3 separate regions of the Homo sapiens genome follow, and all the other regions are linked to region 1. A link is a loop called in an ENCODE intact Hi-C map of the cell type or tissue named here. Cell type or tissue: heart left ventricle. All regions are shown on one strand. Links, peaks and the distances in the headings refer to the core of each region. The heading gives the core; the rest is flanking DNA. Region 1 has its middle 43 kb from the start of MIR4705. Region 2 has its middle 33 kb from the start of MIR4705. Region 3 has its middle 20 kb from the start of MIR4705.

Region 1 (7,674 bases), core at 2,185-4,684:
TGACTTATCCTCAACTAAATTCATAAAGGAAATGGCCTCTTCTGCCTCTGCCTTATTTTATTCTGAACAGATATGACATTACTCTAAGACATGATGTGGGCACAGTTTTGGTCACCCGTAATTGGGATAAGTGCAATGGCACTTAGTGGGTAAGAGTGAGAGTTTTTAGACAAACAGCAATGCATAAGACTGTCCTGAACAATGAATATTTTCATATCTTGTATGGCATGGCTATATTTTACATAAAAACACAAAGTGTATTTTCCCCCATTTTAGTGTGTGCTAACTTTCCCAGGAATGGAACTGCACTACAAATCAGGGCAGATTGTAGTTTCTGTCTAGTACATCATCAAGAGATCAAGAGTTGTTCATCATTTTTGAACCTAGCAATGGCAATGCTGCTAGTGGCTTCCCAGCCACCAATGTGTCATCCCCACATCAGTCAGTACCAGTAGCTGTTGCATTTATTATGATTTTATGCATATATATAAACTTATCACCAGGCCTTATTTCAAATGTCCAATAAAATGTTCATCTCAGGAAAGAAATAATGTTGACAATATTCAGTAGAGGTAGTGGTCAGAGTCCACTCTGGAGGCAGAAATGATACCAGCTATTTGAACAGAGAAGATTTAATACAAACACTTCTTAATTAGTAAAAAGTTGTCAGCTGGTAACTTAAAGGGTAGAAAAAGAAACTCTAAGGTATTGTGGAAGTAGCAACTTCAGGAAGCAGCTGCTTCCCACCCCCAGAATTGTGGGGAAAAAAAGGAAAACAAAAAACTTCGAGGGAAGGTCTAGTGAAACTCAAACTCAGACCTGTAAGCAAGGCGTGGCTCGGCTGGTGCTAGTATCTCTGAGCTCAGAGGAAAGACTCATGAAGCTGGAATCCAGACCTCTGAGGAGGACCAATGGCCGGCTGGTATTTGAGGGAAGAAGGAGACAATTAACCTGGTTCTCCAAGTGTTGAACAAAATTGCAAACTGTATTCAGCTGCTGCCACAAGGAGGCTCTGCTGTTGGTGGGGGGTGACTGAAGCATCGTAGAGTGATGCTCACAAGATCCACAAGCAGCCAAGGAGCTCCCCTAGAGGGACACAGGAAGGGGCAAGTTTCTTCCACCTCATCCAGCTTTGAAGTCTCTGGTGCTCCTAGTGGCAGATCCTAACAGAGAGAATCTTGGCAAGCAGAATGTAGTTTGCAGGGTCTCAGCCCCAGCAGCATAAAGCAGAGCATAGAAGTGCAAGTTTAGAACCGAGAGACAAAGAGTAAATAACTGGCACATTTGGCTATTGTTTTACACTTCCTAAATCCAGAGTTACCCATTATAACCACATCATCTGGTATAATTGTACCTAAGCATTTGCATATTATACTATTAGTACTCTATTTGTATGTGTTAATCTCTTACTATTGTCTTTTATGTCACTATTAACATATTACATTGATTTAAGATTATTCTTAGAGGGAGTTAGCAATTTCATTTTGGAATAGCAAAAGAGACATTAACAAATATTTATTATAAAAATGAGTTTCAAATATGATAGAACTGAGAGCCACTAAGTTGATTCAGACAGTATAATATATACTTAGACTTTAGACTACTGGCTCCTAGCCGACTCAATGGCAATGCCATCTGATCTCAGCTTCAAGGCTTGTAAACACAAAGGATCTCATCGCTGTTAGATTCTGACTTCATTGAGGAAGGCATCTCGCCGTTGGCATACACTGATCTTTTTTTGGAATGGACAGGCATTAATGGAAATGTGAATCTCAGCAGTCATTCTGGCTGTCCTCAGCTTCGTAGCCCTACTTCTGAAAGCGAAAAAGGCACGCAGAGGACGTGGCCTACTTGACCACTGCCATCTGTGCCCTTTCAGTGGCACAACTCTGAGTGACCATTACAGTCAGAGCCTGGGCTTTTAGTGAAAATTAAACTTAAACACAATGGTTACCAGTGGTCGAGCTTCTACAGCAGTAAACTACTCTGATAAAGGTTGTAAACACAACATTTCCAGGTAGTAATATCATCTTCATTTTATAGATATGGCGATTGACTGCAGAGACCTGGAACTTACCTAAGACACAGCTAGTGAGAGAACTCACTCTGCCTCTTTTCTATAACCTAAAAGCCATTTCCACTCTGCCTTCGAATAGTAGCACAGGAGACAAAGTCATTAATTTTAGGAGATTATTTTTGCAAGTAGTACAATTATGTGACAAATTAATTGCCATCGATTACTTGAAAAATTCAATAAGCCTGTAATAGAAATGGCTGACACATATTATAGTCTCAGTAAATATACGTTGTATATATTCAATGAGTATGTGTCCACAACAAATTTTTGTTGCAATGATAATTTTCAAATTGGTCCATTTTGATTTTGACCTTTTTATCTAGGTAGTTTTTCTAAAAAGCCATTTTGCACATATAAAGCTAATCATCTAACACTAGAAGACAATTATTCAACAGGGTCTGTTGCCATTTAAGCTTCAGATATGGCAAATGGAATTTCACAACACAAGAATAACAAAGACAAGGCCTGACAATGACAGTTGTTCCCAGAGAGTTTCTAAGTATAAACCTTGGACACAAAATAAAGAGTACTTTCATAGCTACACAGTGCAGAAAAGAACTGCTTGTAAGAGAAAACTAATTAAAATGATCTGCAGAAATTATATGATTGATAAACCACTTGTCTCAGCCACTCAGGAAATCAGACATCAAAACCATGATTCTTTTCAATTTCTATGTCTTGTAAGTTTTGATGAAACAGAATTGTGCTCAAAAAGTCAATATCATGAGGCACATTTGATTCATAGCCCCCTTACGTACATTGTGTAATGGTTGACAGAACTTTCATAACTGAATGCTAAATAATGTAAACTTCCTTGAAAGTAAAACTTAGGAAAAATGTGGAACGTTTAGGCAGTAATATCAACTAAAAGTGCAATCTTATGCCAGCTGTTAAAATTAGCTAACTGCTAAAAATACTAGCATCAGTTTCCAAAACATGATTTTATCCAGGTATATTAGTGCTTCTTATAGTCACACTGCAGGGCATGAATGGAAGCCCATCTTACTGAAAAGATACTTGTTACATTGGAGCTTTGCTTCCCTCTGTTTGAAATATCAGATATTGGGTTGAATACCTGCCAGTGCCCTCTTCTGGATAGAATGTAATACATTTCTAGACATTTTCTACCCTTTTTACATAGGAGCTAAACAATTTCTCCTTGACCTCAGAGAATGGAAACAATTGGTAACAGAACACAGTCTGGCTGTGTTGTGATCATAAAATATACGCTAGACTCAAATGAATGCAAACAAATATTTAAAATAGATTACCTTGGTTCTTAGTTTTCCCTACACTCTGGAACATTCCAGTGGGAAATTAAGATTGTATTCTGAATTCTGTATCTATGATGGCAGAAAACTGGGTTTTAGAAGTATTTTCAACAGGTAAAGTTGAACCAGAAAGGATTTGACTTTCCTTTTACAGAAGCACAATCTTTGAAATCTTGACAGCTTGGCTCCAAATTCTGGTTAGGTGTTTTAGTTTCCTAAGCTACAATATGTGGATCAAGAATGTACCTACTTTATACGGTAACTTTCAGGATTAGATGAAGAACTTTATGTATAATGTACTCATCTTTGTATCTGACCTACGGCAAGCATTTTCTATAATATTTGCTATGATATGAGTTTGTATGACACAAACATGTGTCTCTTTTAATTTAATATAAAGTACCCAAATTTGAAAAATTATTAGATTAGATATATATGTCTAAATGTTAGATTATAGAATTTTAAATCTATATATTTTTCCAGTTTAATACATATTTGTATATTTCAATTGTATATGTCAAATACCTTATGGATTGACTTTGATTTCTCAGTTAGAAAATATTGCAGTGAAGTATCTTTTACCATAAAGCTTGAAAATGTGGTATTTTTGACCTAAATATTACTCCATATCTTGATGAATAAAATAACACTGCATTTGGTGTACTTAATTACATTAAATTTCTAAGTTATGCAAATGGTACATTGTAACATGAACTTTTAAAAAATACATGTTACATGTGATGTGTGCCACACTTTAAGATTCATTTTCATTAATATAAAATAAGTAATTCTCTCTGCTTAGCACAGTTACCATTTTTATTACTTTTCCCAACTTGGCAGTGATTGTTTTTAAAGTGGCCTTCATTAAACTACAGCATTTCTAAAGTGACAAAATTTCAGGAGCAACTTAGTCTCTGACTGATTGCAGGTTGACAGTTGAGTACCTATGTCTCAATTGTGTATCATAGAGAAACGAACCCGAACAGGAAACTAACCCACTTACTAAAAAGTATGATTTTGGCACTTAACCTTTCTGGTTGTAGTTCCTGTTACATAAGATAATAATTTCAAATTCATAAGATAGATATGAATATTAAATGACAGAACTGATGCAAAGTTAAGTAACCACCATAAGTCATTCTCAAAATTATTTTTACATACATATAGAGAAGTAGAAAAGCCATGAGCTTTACAATCAGGCAAACATCTGCATACATATCATCTTCTATACTTATTTCTGGAATTTTCATTTCCTAACTGTAAGATGGTTGTTGTATTAAATGAGTTGAAATGTAAAAAGTGTATTATCTGACACAGAGAAGGCACAGAGTTGGTAAAGCTAATTTAGACAACATCTAATACTATTTTTGCATGTCACCTGCTTTGTGCTAGGCTCTGTGTTAAGAATTACAGTCTGGGCTGGGCGCGGTGGCTCACGCCTGTAATCCCAGCACTTTGGGAGGCCGAGGTGGATAGATCACGAGGTCAGGAGATCGAGACCATCCTGGCTAACACAGTGAAATCCCGACTCTACTAAAAATACAAAAAAAAAAAAAAAAAAAAAAGCCAGGCATGGTGGCAGGTGCCTGTAGTCCCAGCTACTAGGGAGGCTGAGGCAGGAGAATGACGGGAACCAGAGAGGCAGAGCTTGCAATGAGCCGAGATCACGCCACTACACTCCAGCCTGGGTGACAGAGCAAGAATCTGTCTCAAAAAAAAAAAAAAAAAAAAAAGAAATTACAGTCTATTTTTTACTATTTCTGGGCAAGGTACACATGAGGAATCTTGCCCCAGGTCCCATTGCTAGGAAACCCTTAAATTGTAGCAGCTCTTCTCTTTTCTTCCTTCCCTGATGCTTCACTGACTTGACTTCAGTCTGCCTGCTACTTCAGGTTGCATAGATCTTCACACTTTAGGGATCATCAAAGTATATAATTTTGCGAATTACACAAAGACCTTTCCTAACCCCAGTCCCATCAACTTATATCAGTCCTGTGACCTATTTCCCAAACCAGCTAATCTAATGAACTACATTATGGCAGGATTATTTTTGGATCTCTGTGTTCCTCTGACAAATGACAAATTTACGTCCTAATGACTGGTTTCTTGACCTCAAATGCTACAAGCCAGGCTCATAGAGGAGCTTCCAGGTAATACAGAAAGATCAGCTGAGCAGTTTGTGGGGAATGCTGTGATTCCCAATTCACTCCACATCATCAGACTGCCTCCTGTGTCAATCGCCTTTACTCACTCTACGTAATCCTGGAAAGTTTTAAAAGCCTAATGCACAGTTCTATGTGTGCCAGCCCATCTTCAAAGAAGTTATGATTGTACATATTGAAATTCCATCACACATTAAGAAAAATGAACATCTTTCCCCTTCTAAATTGGGTAGATTATTTGGGCCTGAAATACAGAATATGAGGAAAGAAAAAACTAATTCTTTGTCTACTGTATAGCGGTTCTAGCATAGGTGATCTTCAGATTCTGAGATTAAAAACATCGGGTTTTTTGTTGTTTCATAAAAATTTTCTTGAGAAAATACCTTAAATTCTCATTTGGAAAATGAAAGGCTTTGATAAAATAAGGTCGGAAGCACTTCTTTTTTTTTGAGACGGAGTCTCTCTCTGTCGCCCAGGATGGAGTGCAGTGGCTCGATCTCGGCTCACTGCAAGCTCCGCCTCCCGGGTTCACGCCAGTCTCCTGCCTCAGCCTCCCGAGTAGCTGGGACTACATGCGCCCGCCACCACGCCCGGCTAATATTTTGTATTTTTAGTAGAGACGGGGTTTCACCGTCTCTATCCTGGTTAGCCAGGATGGTCTCTATCTCCTGACCTTGTGATCCACCCGCCTCGGCCTCCAAAAGTGCTGGGATTACAGGCATGACCGAAGCACTTCTTAACCCCAAGGGCATATATATGTATTTGGAGTTGAAATTAGCAAATTGCATTTAAAGTTGAGAGTAACTATAGACCAGGAAGTTAGGTTTGAAATAAGCATTGTTTTTAGCTTTTAATCAAGACTTGTCATTTAGCATAACTTGCTAGCTAGTGCCCTTCTGTTAATTAATCCCTACATGGGTTTTAAAAGCAGTAGCCTGCCCTTTTGCTTGCTCTATGGACCTTGGATAGTAAACACATGCTAAATAGCCATTTATTTTTAGCTACAATTTAATACAGCTAAGAAAATATCAGAGGCTTGGTTTTCAAGACAGCAACTTAAACAAACTTCCTGGAGTAGAACTTAAGATGCCTTATTCCTTTGTCTTCAGATTTTCCTCCATATATAAGGTAGAGTGATTTTTGCTTGAGGATTTTCAGTCCATCTTAAGGGACTGAGAAAATTTGGTTTTAGCACCTCTGACTTTCCAACAGCCAAAGAAGAAGTTAAGTGATTGGTTTCATTATGCAGGTAATTGGATATATGAGCTTTTTCTGCCACCTGTGTACCTGAGTACATTTATTCTCACCTTAATAAAAATAAGTTATTAACTCCCCAGGATAATACATTGTCAGAGAAATTAGTGAAATCAGTTTTATTGTTCTGGAAATCAAATTAGGAAATGGCCTATGTCTTCCATTGTTAAATATTGCCTTACTCACTGTTTATTCCACTGTTTATTCTCTTAATAATTAACCAGAAAATTGTTTGACATCACTCCCATTGTTTATAACAGGGACAATAAATTGATTTAGAAAAATAATATAAAAATTTAAATTGCTAAACTTAGACCAAGTTATTTCTCTAGCATTTACCAGTTGAGGGATTTGGGGTGAGGGAATCTTCATTTTAGGATTGTTTTCAGATTCAATGAACTTGGATTAAGTACAATGCCTGGCACATACCTGGAGCTGATTAATTTTGTAGCTCAGCTCTTCCTTCCTCCCCCTCCCCCACCAGCACATACACATAGGAGGTGGGGGAAAAAAGGAAAGAGAAAGAGAAAAACTTAGCTTTAGTCTAAATAGAAGTGAATTTTACTGATCAAAAAAGTATGTAGAGCGTGTATTGCACAAAGGGGGCAGAGGAAAGGTGGTAAATGCTAAGGCCAATTATACTCCTTGTTAATGTCCGTTGTTTAACTTTGCTCTGTTTCAAATTTGGTCAATGATATTTCCTAAGATAATTTCAGGGACAGTCAAATGATAACTGCTGGGAGTTGTGGGGGAACTTTTCACTTAAAGAATAAAGTCCAAAACTTGTGATAGTAGGAGGCATTGAAAATCAGTATTAATAAGGGTTTGGGGAGCCATTTCTGACAGTTTTGCTTTTTGTAGTAAGGAGTATCACAATTATTTCACTTAACAAAGCACTCCATCTACCACG
Region 2 (7,674 bases), core at 3,279-5,778, 77 kb after region 1:
GTTAGTTAAAATAGAAAAAGCCACTGCTGTGCTTGGTGGCTCATACCTGTAATCCCAGCAATTTGGGAGGCCAAGGCAGATGGATCACTTGAGCCCAGGAGTTCAAGGCCATCCTGGGCAGTGTGGTGAAACCATCTACAAAAAATACAAAAAGAGGAAGAAGAAAGGATATTTCATAAATTTGTATCATTTGTCATGATGTGAATCTTGAATCTTTATATTAAATCTTTTGCCTTTGGAAAATAAAAGAAAAATATTACTATGTAATCTGGTTCTAAGACCTGTACAATACAGCTCACATTATGTTTAGGTCTAGGTATTTGTATTAATTCTGGTTCAACAATAAAAATTTTTAGAAAAATCAGCTATAGCAATTAACTAATCTCAGTTGTCTCACATTATTCCTTGTTTGTTCTAAGTGGCCTTGTTTAATTTTTAAAATTTAAAATATTTATTTTGCATTATATTTAAAATTTTAAAAATCTTTTCAAATTATCCTGATAGCAGGTTAGTTAAAATTTATAATACATATAGTCATATATATTGTGGTGCAGGAAGAGAAAATAGTTTGTTTTTGTAATTTCCCTAAACCACAATTTTCTCAACTGTAAAATGGGAATTATGTAGATTACAGTTAAACTACCTCCTAAGGTCATTTTGATGACTAAATGAACTAAAATACTTAAAATGATGCTTTGGCGTATATTGGCCACTCAAATGCAAGTTGTTATTCATGAAAATTCATGAATTTTATTGTCTCTTATTGAGAAGGGATATTATACCAAATTCATAAAATTCTCTTCCTAAGAGACTGATAATAGTGCTCTAATCTCTCAGCCTAGTTTTGAGCACTAATACATTAAATTTTGGAGAGTATTTCTATTGGTTTTTGCAATTTTTTAATAGATAGCACAAAACTTGCTGAAATGCTATTGAAGCTGAAAATATAAGTTTAACTAAGACTATATCCAGGGAGAGAAATGCATATTGTGTCTTTAAGTCGATTTTTTTTCTATTTAGGTAACAGCATGCATTGAGCTTTTAATTTTATTGGGAAGGCTGCTTTAGGATCTTTGGAAAAATAGCACAGAAGGAGACAGTTTTGTTCCTACCACCCTATCCTCCAGGCCTTGACCCCATGGGGAGTTTACAGTCTGGACATGACACTGATGCATTGCCTCCATGTTTGATGGGCAGAAAGGAATGTGTAATGATTAGTCCACATATCCTATCCAGTGAACACTTAGAAACAGCCTACCATGAATTTTCTTGAAAAGAATTTACTTTACAGTCTTTCTTTGCTAAGAACAATGGTTGATAAGAAAAATTAATGTATAATTGATAGTATACATTTTTCTTGCTAGTCTAAAGGTAACTGTTTTTTAAATTCATTCTTCTACTATGGATCTTTTGACAATCAAACATTTTCAAGTGTAGAGCCTGTGACAATGTGAAATAAGTTAACAGATTTTAAAAATATATATTCCTTTGGTGATACGAAAGCAGAGCTTTTTTCTATTTAGACAGATGCGTGGTAAATAAAAGTATCTAGAAATGTAAACAAAGTATAAATTCTGCTGATGTTTCTCATAAATTTTAGCAGGCTGAGCACGGTGGCTCACGCCTGTAATCTCAGCAATTTGGGAGACTGAGGCAGGTGGATCACATGAAGTCAGGAGTTTGAGACCAGCCTGGCCAACATGGTGAAACCCCATCTCTACTAAGAATACAAAAATTAGCCAGGCGTTGTGGCACAGGCCTGTAATCCCAGCTATATGGGAGGCTGAGGTAGGAGAACCGCTTGAACTCAGCGGTGAGCTGAGATTGTGCCATTGCACTCCAGCCTAGGCAACAAGCATGAAACTCTGTCTCAAAATGAATAAATAAATAAATGAATGTTTAGCAGAATAGAAAAATCTTTTTGACTGAATCTAGACTTCAACCATATTTTACACACATGACCGTTCTTAATTCTCATGCCCTCTTTCCATCTTTTTTCTGCAACAAAGAACCATGGCGATTAATATAAAAAAATAAGTTTGTCATATTTTATTTATTGTGTTTTTAGCTGTTCTGTATTATGAAATAATCATTTACATACGAAATAAGTGACTGTGGAGTAGAAAATGGAAGACTTGTGTTTTTGAATAATCAAAAGCCATTATATGTCTTTTTAAATTCAAATTTCCAACTATTGTGGACTGAGGAAAAAGTTGAATGTAACTCTTGATTTAATTGAATGTAAATCACTTTTCGATAATTGGTTCCTCTGCATTGCTTATCATTTTTGTTTGCTTTAGTTTACCTGGGATCCAAGTCAATGCACTTGCGATGATGCTTAAAATATAGACACAATCTTATCACTTCCTGGCTATCTTTTATACTTAGCTTTTTCCGTGCACTATTAGGAATATGCCTGGTTCTGGTCAATCTATACATATGTGAAATTATACTGAATATTATAGAGTTGTTACACTAGTGGAAAAAATTTTCATTTAAAAATTAACTAAAAGTTGCTTTTTGCATTACAGCTATGTTAGTCAACCAAAATGTTTAGAAGTCTTTTTTTTTAATTTTATTATTATTATACTTTAAGTTTTAGGGTACATGTGCACAATGTGTACATCACTATTCAGTTCAGGTACTATGAATAGTGATTCCAACTTGGCCAGGCTGCTGTGGCTTAAGTCTTGGCCTCATCATTTACCTGTTTGACCTTAATGTTCATTAACTACTCCATACCACATTATCTTCTTATTTAAAATGATACTTTTATAGATTTTTAAATTTGTTGTAAAGATTAAATTCATTAGTACATTAAAAGTACCTGACATATAGAAATCACTCATTGAACATTAGCATTTGACCTCCTTTGTGCTCTTTCTATTGGAAGACGTCTGCTCTAAACCTGATTATGCCTCTTGCAAGCTGTTAGACTCTAAGCAAGTCCTGTCATCTCTCCACCCAAAGATATCCTTGGTTTTAAAATAAAGATAAAATGCTTATTTGACACAATTGTCCGAACAATGAAATAAAATGTCATATATGATCAAGCCTAGTAGGTAGTAGGGGAATATGAAACAAATAAACATGAAAAATAAACACTTCCAGGCAACCTTACGCTTCTGAGATTGGGAGGAAGGCTGATTAAGCCTAGGAAATCACTCATTGTGTTTAAATTGTCAAATTGTGCAGCCAATGGATTCTGTTATTCAAGAATTGCACAATTCCTTTGGGTTTATTCATCTGTTTATTTATAAATTCATGTTTCAGTGGGGAACATCTTAAACAGCTCCATAGCGAGACAGCAGTTAGTTTGTGAGCACCTCAAAATTTGTGACAGAAACCTAAAATACCATTTGACAGTGTTTTCTTCCAAGAAGATAATCCTTAGAAAAACTGTAATACATGCAATCAGTAATTTTCTTAAAATATCTGTATTTTTAACATTTATTCTCATGGTTTTCTCAGAAAGGCTTATGATTGATCCAATTTTTAAATTAAATTTTAGCACACCTGAGCAGGAAATACTACATGTAGAAGGCTGAGTGCATTTAATTTTTACATCATTTCCTTCTTTTTCTTTGCTCTTCTCTTTCCCCTGTCCTACTTCTTTTTATCTCTGGTGTTTTTTGTTTGTTTCTTTTGTGTGTGTGTGACAGGGTTCTGCTCCGTCATCCAGGCTGGAGTGCAGTGGCATGGTCATATCTCACTGTATCCTTCACCCCCTGGGCTCAAGCAATCTTTCTGCCTCAACCTCTCGAGTAGCTGGGACTACATGATTCTGTGTTAGTATCTATGTTTTTTACTAAAATTGGTGAGGAGATGCTTTGAATGGGTAATTCATCACCCCATTAGCAGTCATGAATACCCCGGCTTGTATCAACTCCATTGGTGATCACTTGGCATCACTTTATGAGAATAAACAGAGATGAGATTAATAAGGGGGCTCAGACATCCAGAAGAGGCGGGTTTCATATGTGAGCCAGTACTGGGCATGGATGGAAAGGCTGAAAATAGAAAGTGAGGCAGTGCCACGGGAGAGCTGCTCTCTATCCTCACAAGCCCCAGTGCGGGAGGGGTTCCTCTTCTCTTACCATCTTCATTTTGTCACACTCCAAAAACTCAAGATATTACATGACCACACAACTTTACTTTTAACTTGTTTTGCTTTGTTTGGTATTGAGTCTATTTCATTTCACTGCAAACAGAAATCTACTGTGAAAGACCTTAATTTTTGGCATTGCCTGTCCTTTATCAGCTGCCTCATGTTTGTCTAGCTATATCCTGCCAGTGACTAAAATGACCCCCAAATGACAAGCTTTGGCAGGAGCATGTGTATGAACCTTTCAGACACAGACAAAATAATCTAGAGAAAAATTCTCCAAAGGCCCAGACATAACAAAGGCCTGCTAGGAAATCTAGATTGTTACCAGAGAGTAACTACTTGTCACCGTAGCATTAAAGACTTTGATTTCTCTTTCCAGACTCAAGCACAGGAGTGAGAAATATTATGATTATAATGAAATTTTAATTTTCATAATATTCATGGCTTGTGTAGCTGAGACCATGATCTTTTCTTCTCTGCCCCTTCACCCCCAGCCCCTCCTTCTCTTCTGTCCATTTCCACAAGGCATTTTCAGGTCACTGGATCGGCAAATTGATTAGTTTATATTTAAAGTTTAGGGACTGTTCAAAACTGAATGTGACATCTCCCTCAGTGGCAGCATGATAAAAGACAGTGATATTTTACTCCTGTCCCTCATTTTGGTCTCCAAGCTAAACCTAGAAAAATCTCAACAAACAAACATATTTGGGTAGCAAAAATAAAAGAACGAATTTATTACCACAAATTACCATTCATGAACAAAGCCATGAGTGATCGCTGAAGATGGATGATTTGCTTCATCTGTCCTTTAGTTAAGCAGTTCTCCACTTAATTCAGATGCTGGGAAAATATTTCCTTGGCAGATGGGTGAGCTGGAGATCAGTATTTATAGAATCATTATACCCTGTCACATTGTTGCAGAGAACACTCTGAGAGCTTGATGACCGGAGACTTTGCACTTCTGTGGTCGCATTTCTGTGATCCTTCCAGAAACCCTCTTCTAAAGACTGCCACTCCCTGTATGGCAAAGCATCTTCCAAAAGTCATTCTGAAGTGATCCTGCCTGGGTTTGTCTGAGCTGCTCTCTATGCTCTCAGCTATGGATAAGCTTCATACTCCTGCGTATGGCAAAGCATCTTCCAAAAGGCGATCCTGCCTGGGTTTGTCTGAGCTGCTCTCTATGCTCTCAGCTATGGATAAGCTTCATACTCCTGCGTATGGCAAAGCATCTTCCAAAAGGCATTCTGAAGTGATCCTGCCTGGGTTTGTCTGAGCTGCTCTCTATGCTCTCAGCTATGAATAAGCTTCATACTCCTGCAGCGTTAGGAATAGACACTTAAGTCTTATTCTCCCAGGTATAATCAAGTAAGAAAAGGGAAGGAATATGGATTGTAGATCAGTTTTTTAATATATTGGGTACATTTTGTTGGAAGCTCCAGGAGAGAAGGTTCAAAGTATGTAATCACAGTACTTTTCTCCATATAGTGTTTAGGAAAATATAGTAAAGAAGGCAATTAATAAAATGTTATTACAACAATGCTATCCTAAATGATTCCCAGAGGAATGCAATATAACAAAAACAATGTCTTCAAGTTTTCAAAATCTTGTTCCCATGGAGATGGGACTCTCATCCTCTCATAAAGGGCACATCACTAAAATAATACACTAAAATGAACAATGGCATTATTAAAAATAGAAAACCTATTCTAAATATACTCAGTTCTTAAATTTAGCATATTCTGATTTATGTAGGCAATGTTAAGAGAACAAAAACTCACTTTGATTTTCTTAAGTGTAAGTTTCTCCACGTTCTCTCATCCTTCATCCCTACCCACAGATGATTGAAATTGAGCAAGTGGCTGTCACTCTGACATACTGCCCCATTGTTTCCTATCTTTCACCATTCTGCCATTTGCCGGTTGCCAGTTGCATTATCTAAAATACAGTAATCTGGGCAGGAAAGCATTATTATCATCTTCATTTCACAGACGAGAAAGCTGAAATCAAGGGAAGTTAACATATCCCAGTATTGTAGCCGGTAAGTGATGAAGCCAGGTTTTGGACTTAAGTCTCCTCAACTTTAAAACCTAGGTTTTTCCAGAAACTCAGCTATGATCACTTCCCTAGGATTGTGTTCAGCATCAACAACATATTGTGCAAATAAAAGCTTATAACATTGTCTTTATAAAAAATAAACACTTTCTTTTTTTTCTCAGTGGTTACATCATAGAACAGGAATCCGATTCTGGGCAAAGTTGATTAGTTGTGTTATTAGTTCTGGTATCTCTGTGGGATAGTCACATCTCTGTGCTCTAAAATGTGGACCAAACCAGGCTAATGTTGTGCTCGAGGCTTCTTCCTCTCTCCGTAGAAACAGCCCCAGCCTTTATGCACTGGTGACATATGCTGCCATTTTAACTGTTTGGGTTGATGGTTTCACATCAACTTTATTTTCTGTTTCAAACCTGTTATATAATATAAAACCCACTGTGAGAGAATGTTCTGTTTCTAAACTAAAGTGAGGAGTTATGCCATTTCCACCATGCACCTAGTAAAAAGAGAATAGCTCATTTGGAGTGTGAAAATAACTAAATAGGGCCCAGAGGTAGCAGCAGTACCATCTTCTTTTCCTCTGCTCCACTGTTGCTTAATTTTAGAAGGACTTGATTCTTTCCTCCATTTTTCTCTAGGTATATTATTTTCATCATTCAACATTTAAGAACTTTTAGATCATGAAATTTTATAGTCAACCTTGGCAAGGTTTCTATGAAGAATTGGAAAATATCATCATTCTTTGTATCATCTTTGTATGGCTTTGGAAGGCTTCACTAATAACCTCTATATTTCTAAAACATGTGTTGGGGAAGGAGAGGAAAAGAGAAGTGACGGTACTTTTAATTCTTTAGATTATTTCCTTTGGAAATCTAGTAACCAGTCTGTAGTTTACCTACTTATAAATGAGTTGAGTCTCTTATTAAAATTAGTAACACAATGAAATGTTAAAACAAGAAACAACTAGTTTTTTTTTCAAAGATAATGACTAGTAATTGTGAAGATGTTCAGAAATTTTCAAGGTGGTATCCTCATGGTGGATGTTTAAATTGGTGTAGACTTTTTGAAGAACAATTTTTTAATCCCATAAAAATATTCAGAAGAACATATATTTTGACTAAACTTTTTATTTCCAAAATCATATTGTAAAATAATTTAGAACATGTGTATAGATATCAATACAAGTATGTTGATTACAATGCACAGTGAAACCACAAACTCATGCACGTCAAACTGATAAAAAACTATTTCCAACCAATTGACAATAGGAGATTGATTGGAAAATTTACCAATAGAGTTAACTACTATTTAGCCATCAAATATTATATTGTAAATATCTATTACCGATTTATCCATCCATCCATCCACCCATCTAAACTGTTCACATGGAAAGAAGTTTATAGTGTATTACTAAATAAAAATGTGTTACAAAATATGATTTCAAGCATGATCTTATAGACACACACAATACACAGAAGGACAAATGTACATGGTAAAGCCTGAATGAATATACA
Region 3 (7,674 bases), core at 3,264-5,763, 64 kb after region 1:
GTTCTTCAAAATCATAGCCTGGAGGAGCTGTAATGGGCAGTAGAGATCTTATAGTTTAATGTAGCTTAAACTTTGAGTTGTTTGTAATGACACAATTCATGTTGATCTACACACATGATGCTATACTGGCTCAAGTTGTTTCATTTTTCAAATGCATTTATTTCAGAATATTTTGTTCATTGGGCTAGCTCTGCTGTAAGATAAAATATTTGTGATGTAACTGATCAGTAGATATAAGAGGGGCAGTTTATAAATATGGGGATCTAGTTAATGAGAATGAGATGGAAAAAATCTTGCATCCTAAGTTATATTATTATAAAAGGGAAAATATCTGATTCTACATTTAGCAGCAGTAAATTAACCAAATCAGCTTTTAAAACATAAGAACGTCTGCTCTAAGTAGATCTGGCACTTGACTTTGAAGAAAGACACACACACAAGCAACATGAGAGCCTCATTTTGCCCTCCTTTTTGAAGTGCTCGTTAGTTGATTTTGGGATGATTTCCAAGCCAGCGAAGTTACCATGTGTGCTGTGACAATCCTGTCACCATTGTTTGTATATAAATCAGCCATGTTTTATTTCTGTACCGATGAGCTGTGGATTCCTAGCATGCCCAGAGAATGTGTTCTGCTGAGCCTCATTTTTAGCTGAATGCTCCTTCCCCTGTGGAGAGAAAAGGCACATTCTAAGGATAGCAAGGCAGGTAGACTTGCAAAGCTCAGGAGAGACGTGAATGCCATACACAAGATTAACAGTCAGGGAAGATTTTAGGTAAAATGATTCACTAGGCAAAAAGTTAATTTGTTTATAGTTCCCAGTTTTTCCTTATTTGATCCTCAATTATTCTGAAAGAAGGGCATCTGTGATTTAAAGCTTTAAAGATGAAAAACAAAACAAAAAAAACCCCATATTCCCTGACATGAAAACTTGGGGTCAGTATAATACCTAATTTTCTCAGTGGCTTCCTCAATACATGGAGTATTTACTTAAGTGCCTAGAAGCACTTAATAAATGTCTATAGAAGTGTAAGCATCTGATAAATAGTAAGCATTTGATCAATGCTTTAGTCAACTTAGGCTGCTATAACAAAAATACCATTACCTGGGTACTTATACATGACAGAAACTTGCTTCTCATCATTCTGAAGGCTCAAAAATTCGATGTCAAGATGCCAGCATATTTGATGCCTGGCAAGGCCTGCTTTCTGGGTCACAGATGGTGCATTCTCACTTCCACTGGTGGAAGGAGGCAAATCAGCTCCCCTGGGTCTTTTTTGTAAAGGCCCAGTCCAGTGCGAATACTAATTCCATTCGTGACAGCTCTGCCCTCGTGACTTAATCACCTCCCAAAGGTACCATCTCTTCATACCAGCACATTAGTGACTAGGTTTCAATATAAATTTGGGGGAAGCACAAGCATGCAGACCATTCGGGAAGAAAGAAAGAAAAGGCATCAAAACTTCTGTCTTTTGAAAGACACGCTTTCCTTTCCTTCTTCCCTTCTTATGGGGTTTTCTAACAGTGACAGTTGGCAGAGTTGTGTTGTACCATCAAGAACAGACAGCAGAGAGATTTAGGTGTGAGTGGAGTGAAAGGACACCAAATCAAAACCCAGAGGTGGCCACACTCTGCCAATAAAGGGTGATGAATAATCAGAGAACATAAACTTCTATTGGTTTCTCTCTATATAATAAAAAGGCTCCCTAAGATTGTCACCTCCTTTGGTGTCACAACAATAATAGTCATCGAGAGACGTTGCTATGGAAACACCTGCAGGTTAGCCTAGAATAAATACAGGTAAATCGTGACAGGATAACCCATCAGCCCCAGTCAAGCATGAAGACACACACATGCACCCACGTCCAGATTCCAACAATGTCCTAAACTATTCTCTTCTCTAAAAGGCTATAGTTAGCAAACAAGATTATACCGAGTCAAGCAAAGGATGGATAGCTTAGTAAATAAGATAGCCATAAGCTAGAATTTTCTAAAAAGTTTTGACATTTCTCATAGATTTGAGAAAACTTACTAGCCATTTTTGACATTTCTTTTATGTGTGGAATAAGTAAATTGGGGGAATTCAAGATAATTTAAACCTTTGCAACATGGTGTGTAAAATATCGTTAGAATTATCTTTCCTGCTAGCCGTTTAGGATAGTAGAAAGAGTATATATTAGAAGAAATTTGCTTATGTATCCCCCTTTCTCATTTAATCTCCATTTATACTGAAAGAAGAACATTTGTGACTTAAAGCTTAAAAAAGAAAAAAATCCTCTGTGGAATTATAATAATTATAATATATAGTCATTATCTATATTATATGTAATATAGATAATGCATATTATACTATTTTATAAATATATGTGTGTGTGTATGTGTGTGTCTGTGTGTATGTGTGTGTGTGTTTCTTTTTATTTCTCAAGTTGATTAAACCCCTGCTAATTAGGGAGATGGTTTGCCAATTACTCTTACTAGAAAGTTTGATTTTAAATCCAACCTTGACTTGGGAATTGACTATGCCAAAGGAGGAAAGATAGCCTGGCCTGAACATTAAACATATTCATAATTTACTCTTCAAGTTCTAGTTATTCTCATTTCTTAGACAGCCCCTTTAGGTTTATGAGTTTACTACAATGGGTAGAAAGACAGCTCAAATTGTCAACCTATTAACAGAATCTAAGTCAAGCTATTAATAGAATTTGTTGTAAAAGTCTTTCACTGGGTTCAATTCTAAGTGAAATCTGGTTGTGTTATATAGTGAGGAGCTTTTTTCCTCACTTAAAAGTGACCTTTAAAACAATTTCTTATGTAAATAATGACTCAGAGTAAGAAAAAACATGCAAAATAAGGGAAAATTAAAGTCTGAACCTTTATATGTACTGCTCTACCCAGTGATATTAAAGTGAAAAGTAGTTTTATTTCTAGCCATTGAGTGCTCTCACTATTCTTGACTAATTTAACTGGATTAAATGTGTTAAGAACTATAAAACTTATGTACAGAATATAGACGACAAATAATACAGAACACTAAACTCAGTTCTGGGAAAAGTAAAATGACCAAAAGATAGCAAATTTTTTTAAAAGCTTATTATAAAAAAATTCTACTTAATGTGTTCAAGATCTTTGAAGAACTAGAATAGGAAGAAACACTTCCCAATTCTTTCAATGAAGTTAATATTCTAATATCAAAAAAAGTATATTACAAGGAAATAAGTATATTGATCAATATCCTTTATGAATATAAATGAAAAAAATTTTAATGAAATATAAAAATCTTAATCTAGCAACATATAAAAAGAATATATACCATAACCAAATGGAAATATCTATCCCAGAATGCACTGTTGTTGTTACGTACATACATTCTTCAATTTAATATACCATATTAATAGAATAAAGAACAAAATATAGCATGCTCATCTCAATCAATGAAGAAAAAGCATTTGATAAAATTCAACACCTTTTCACAATGAAATCTCAGCAGACTAGGAACAGAAGAGAACTTCAATAAAGACATCTACCAAAAAAAAGCACATCAACATCAGACTAAATTAGGAAAGACTGAATGATTTCCCCCTAGAACAAGGAATAAGACAAAAATGTCTGCTCTTGCCACTTCTGTTTAACATTGTATTTGAAGAAGTAAAATTAACTCTATTTACAAATGACACAACCCCCTATATAGATAATGCAAAAGAATTCACACACACACACAAACACAACTATTAGAACTAATAAATGAATTTGACAATATTACAGGCTACAAGCTCAATATAGAACAATCAATTGTATTTCTATATACTAACAATGAAAAATCTGAAAGTGAAGTTAAGAAAATGGCACTTAGAATATCATCAAAAGAATAACACTTAAAAATAAATTGAACAAAAGAAGTACAATACTGTCTGGGTGCAGTGGCTCACTCCTGTAATCGCAGCACTTTGGGAGTCTGAGACAGGCAGATGACTTGAGGTCAGAAGTTCAAGACCAGCCTGGCCAACATGAGGAAATCCTGACTCTACTGAAAATACAAAAATTACTCAGGCATGGTGGCACACACCTGTAGTCCCAGCTACTCAGAAGGCTGAAGCATGAGAATCACTTGAACCCTGGAGGTAGAAGTTGCAGTGAACCAAGATCATGCCACTGCACTCCAGCCTGGGTGATGGATCTGTCTCCAAAAAAGAAAAAAAGTACAATACTTGTTCACTGAGAGCTACAGAACATCATCAAAATAAATTATATAATGCCTATATAAATAGAAAGACATCCCATGTTTACAGACTAGAAGACTTAATATTCTTAACATGTCAATATGTCAGTACTCGCCAAACTTAACTACAGTTTCAATTCAATTCATAATTCGTATCAAAATCCCAGCTGGCATTTTATTTTTAGAGTTTGACAACCTGATCCTAAAGTTTATATGGACATTGAAGGGACTTATAGCCGAAACAGTCTTGAAAAAGAATGAAGTTAGAGGATTCACATTCCCAGATCTCAAAAATTACTACAAACCAAATCAAGAAGTATGCCAGTATACATGGCATAAGAGTAGACATATATATAATATAATTATATGAATATATATATATGCATGTCTGTGTGTGTTTATATATGTGTGTGTGTATATATATAAATTCCATTTTACATATGTATATATATATATACACCAGTAAAACTGAATTGAGATTCTGGAAGTACATCCTAACATTGATGGTCAATTGATTTTTGACAAGGGTACCAAGACTATTCAGTGGGGGAAATGGTAGTATTTTAACAAATGGTGCTGGAATAACTGAACAGCCACATGAAAAAGATTGAAGTTACACCTTTACCTCACACCATATACAAAAATTGAATCATCGACCTAAACTATAAAACTCTTAGAAGAAAAATTGGTGTACATATTCATGATAGTAAATTAGGCAAAGTTTTCTTAGAAAAGACACAAAAATCACAAGTCACAAAAGATAAAATAGATACATTTAACTTCATTAAAATTAAAAATACTTATGTTCCAAAGGAGACCATCAAAAAGTGAAAAACGCTTCATATTATGGAAGGAAATATTTACAAGTCATGTATCTTATGAGAGATTTGTTTTCAGAATGTAAAAACACAGACCACATTAAAAAGAAAAATAACCCAATTAAAATGGGAAAAGCATTTGAATAGACAGTTCTCCAGAAAAGTTGTATAATTACCAATAAACACAAGAAAACTGCTCAACATCATTAGTCATTATGGAAATGCAAATACGAACTACAATGAGATACCTCTTCCCACTCCTAGGATAACCAAAATTAAAAGTCAGACAGAAATAAGTGTTGGCAAGAATGTGGAGGAATTAGAATCCTCATGCGTTGCTGGCAGAATTGTAAAATGGTACAGACACTTTGGAAAACACATACAGTTCTTTAAAATGTGAAACAGAGTAACTCAGGAATTTTATTTCTAGGAAAATTTTTATATACCTAAGAAAATTTTTTAAAAACACATGTTCATGTAAAACTTGTACATAAATTTTACAGCTGCATTATTTATAATAGTGTAAAAGTGGAGACAACTGAAATGTTCATTAACTGATAAATGGAGAAATAAAATGTGGTAGATCGACACAATGGAATATTACTTGTCAATAAAAAGACATTAAAATATCTTGGTGTGGGACCACAACTATTCTCCCTTCAACATTCTTGTTTATCTTCTCCCACTGGGACCTCATTTAGATTCCCATGTTTATTGACACCTTGTTATTTTATTCTCCTCTTGTGCATTATTTCAATGATCCTTATGCCAATGCCCTAAACTTTCCAAGTGAGGCCTTACTGTACCTGTCAGTGCACCCTGTTATGACATAAACGAACCTTAAAAATTTTTTCTAAGTGAAAGAAGACAGACAAAAGGCTGCATCTTGTATGATTCCATTGATATGAATTGCCCAGTATTGGCAAATTCATAGAGAAAGAACATAGATTAGTTGTTGTCAGGGGCTGGGGAAAGGGAAGATTAAGAAATGATTGATAATGAGTGTGTAGTTTCTTTTTGTGATGATAAAATTTTGAAAATTAGAGAGTGGTGATGTTGTACAACCACAAGAATATACTAAAGAACACTAAATTGTACACCATAAAAGGTGAATTTTACGGTACATGAATTGTATGTCAATAAAACTGTTATAAAAATAATTTATTAAGAGCTCTATTAAGAGCTCTATACCATGAGATGTCTAATCTCTATTTTTAATCAAGCGTGTTCTTCCCTTTATTAAAAATCTGTAGCACTTTAGTTGGTAGCACAGTGGAGTAAATGGAGGATAAAATTTGACTTTAAGTTCATATATTGGTTTGCTTCTTTCTAGGTATATAACCTTGAATAAGTGCTCTAAATTCATTTACTTACCTATCAAATGAGTTTTGAACAGCTGATATTAGGGTTAAACTGTAACATTCTTTAGTAGACATCTGGCAATCAGTTAGACACTACCTAGCAATGGTGATATGTTACGTATTTTGTGTGTGGCTGTTGGCTGTGTGTGTGTGTGTGTGTGTGTGTGTGTGTGTGTCCGAAAATATTTTACTACTTTTGTACAGTTTTCCTAATTGACTGTAAATTCTTTAGAGTAGAGGCCCTTCCTTGAACTTTGCCTTTGTCCTAGGGAGCCCAGCACAAGGCTTCACACAAGGTGCTTCCTCTCATTTGTTAATAGATTGAGAAATTTTCTTAAGATATCATAATGGGAAGTTACATTTAAAGTTTAATGTACATGCTGAAATCTAACACATTAAGCACTTACACGGAATACAATGTTTATTAATACAGAGGCTTTATACAAAGATATTCTCTTTTTTATAGTTTAAAATGGAACTGGCATATATTTCATTTGAGTATTATTTTACTATGATACAATCCTTAACATTTTGTGCAATTTTAAACATCTTAAATGAGTGGCTTTCTTTGCCTTTCATTGGCTATTAAACTGAATAAATGTATTGGCCATGTGAGACGGTGTCATCTATTTATGTTCTCTGGCATCCCTCCCATTAATTTATAATTCTCCAGCCATCTTCATACCAATTCAGCAAGATTGGGTTCCTCTGAGCAGATGGAGTGAGGAAAAAATAAAACAGCAACAAAAAAGGGAGGTTGATAATGCCATCTCTTTGAGCGAGTTTAGCTTGTCATCTCAATGATTCCTTGCTCTTATGACTCCAAGAGACTGAACAGCTTTGTGGACTTTCTTTTTCAAGGCCTGTGATTAGGAAATCTTCCAATTGCCCCTAATTTGTTCCCTCTCCTCTCATTTTCATTTAAAGAGATGAGTTCTGGCAATACAAAGGTATGATACCTGCTTGTCATTTTTTTGGAGTTCCAGTAGAGGCAACTGGCTATGTCCTTTAAAGAATAGAGGGCTATTTCTTGCCCAGATTAAAAAGGAAGCTCTTTTTGACTGTTTAGTAAGGCCATTGAGTAAGGGGGGTGGGGGTGCTGCTTAACAGCATTCTGGAAGTTTGTGGGAGGGAATCCATGAAGTAAGGTAGAATTAGGCAGGAAGTCTGCCCAAGTGGACGCAGAGTAGATATGGCAGTTCTATCTGGGGAGTCCCCGTGAATCATGACATCACTGATCTTGAGAACTGGAATGGTAATTAGTGATCATCTAGTTAATCA

Evidence for each region. Hi-C counts contacts between places; a loop is a spot of excess contacts. Peaks named below come from ENCODE experiments on the same cell type or tissue, not always from the same donor. Only the 100,000 strongest peaks of a DNase experiment are listed, where the experiment ranks them.
Region 2: it touches region 1 in a loop (3-fold over the local background); 10 of 110 quality-filtered maps call a loop at or near these places.
Region 3: a loop joins it to region 1, with 2.0 times the contacts of the local background. A loop is called at or near these places in 10 of 110 quality-filtered maps.

The regions. Positions count from the first base shown.
Region 1 is chr13:102,084,815-102,092,488 of GRCh38, reverse strand. It overlaps a transcript of FGF14 not described here. Among named protein-coding and RNA genes, the nearest start is that of MIR4705, 43 kb to the right of the region's middle. In heart left ventricle, for the core only: a CTCF peak has its summit at 3,167 (motif pointing left); no DNase peak of the experiment used is centred there; H3K27ac peaks cover 1,169 bases.
Region 2 is chr13:102,009,136-102,016,809 of GRCh38, reverse strand. It overlaps a transcript of FGF14 not described here and the pseudogene L1TD1P1. Among named protein-coding and RNA genes, the nearest start is that of MIR4705, 33 kb to the left of the region's middle. In heart left ventricle, for the core only: no CTCF peak of the experiment used is centred there; no DNase peak of the experiment used is centred there; H3K4me3 peaks cover 185 bases; H3K27ac peaks cover 2,500 bases.
Region 3 is chr13:102,021,939-102,029,612 of GRCh38, reverse strand. It overlaps a transcript of FGF14 not described here. Among named protein-coding and RNA genes, the nearest start is that of MIR4705, 20 kb to the left of the region's middle. In heart left ventricle, for the core only: no CTCF peak of the experiment used is centred there; no DNase peak of the experiment used is centred there.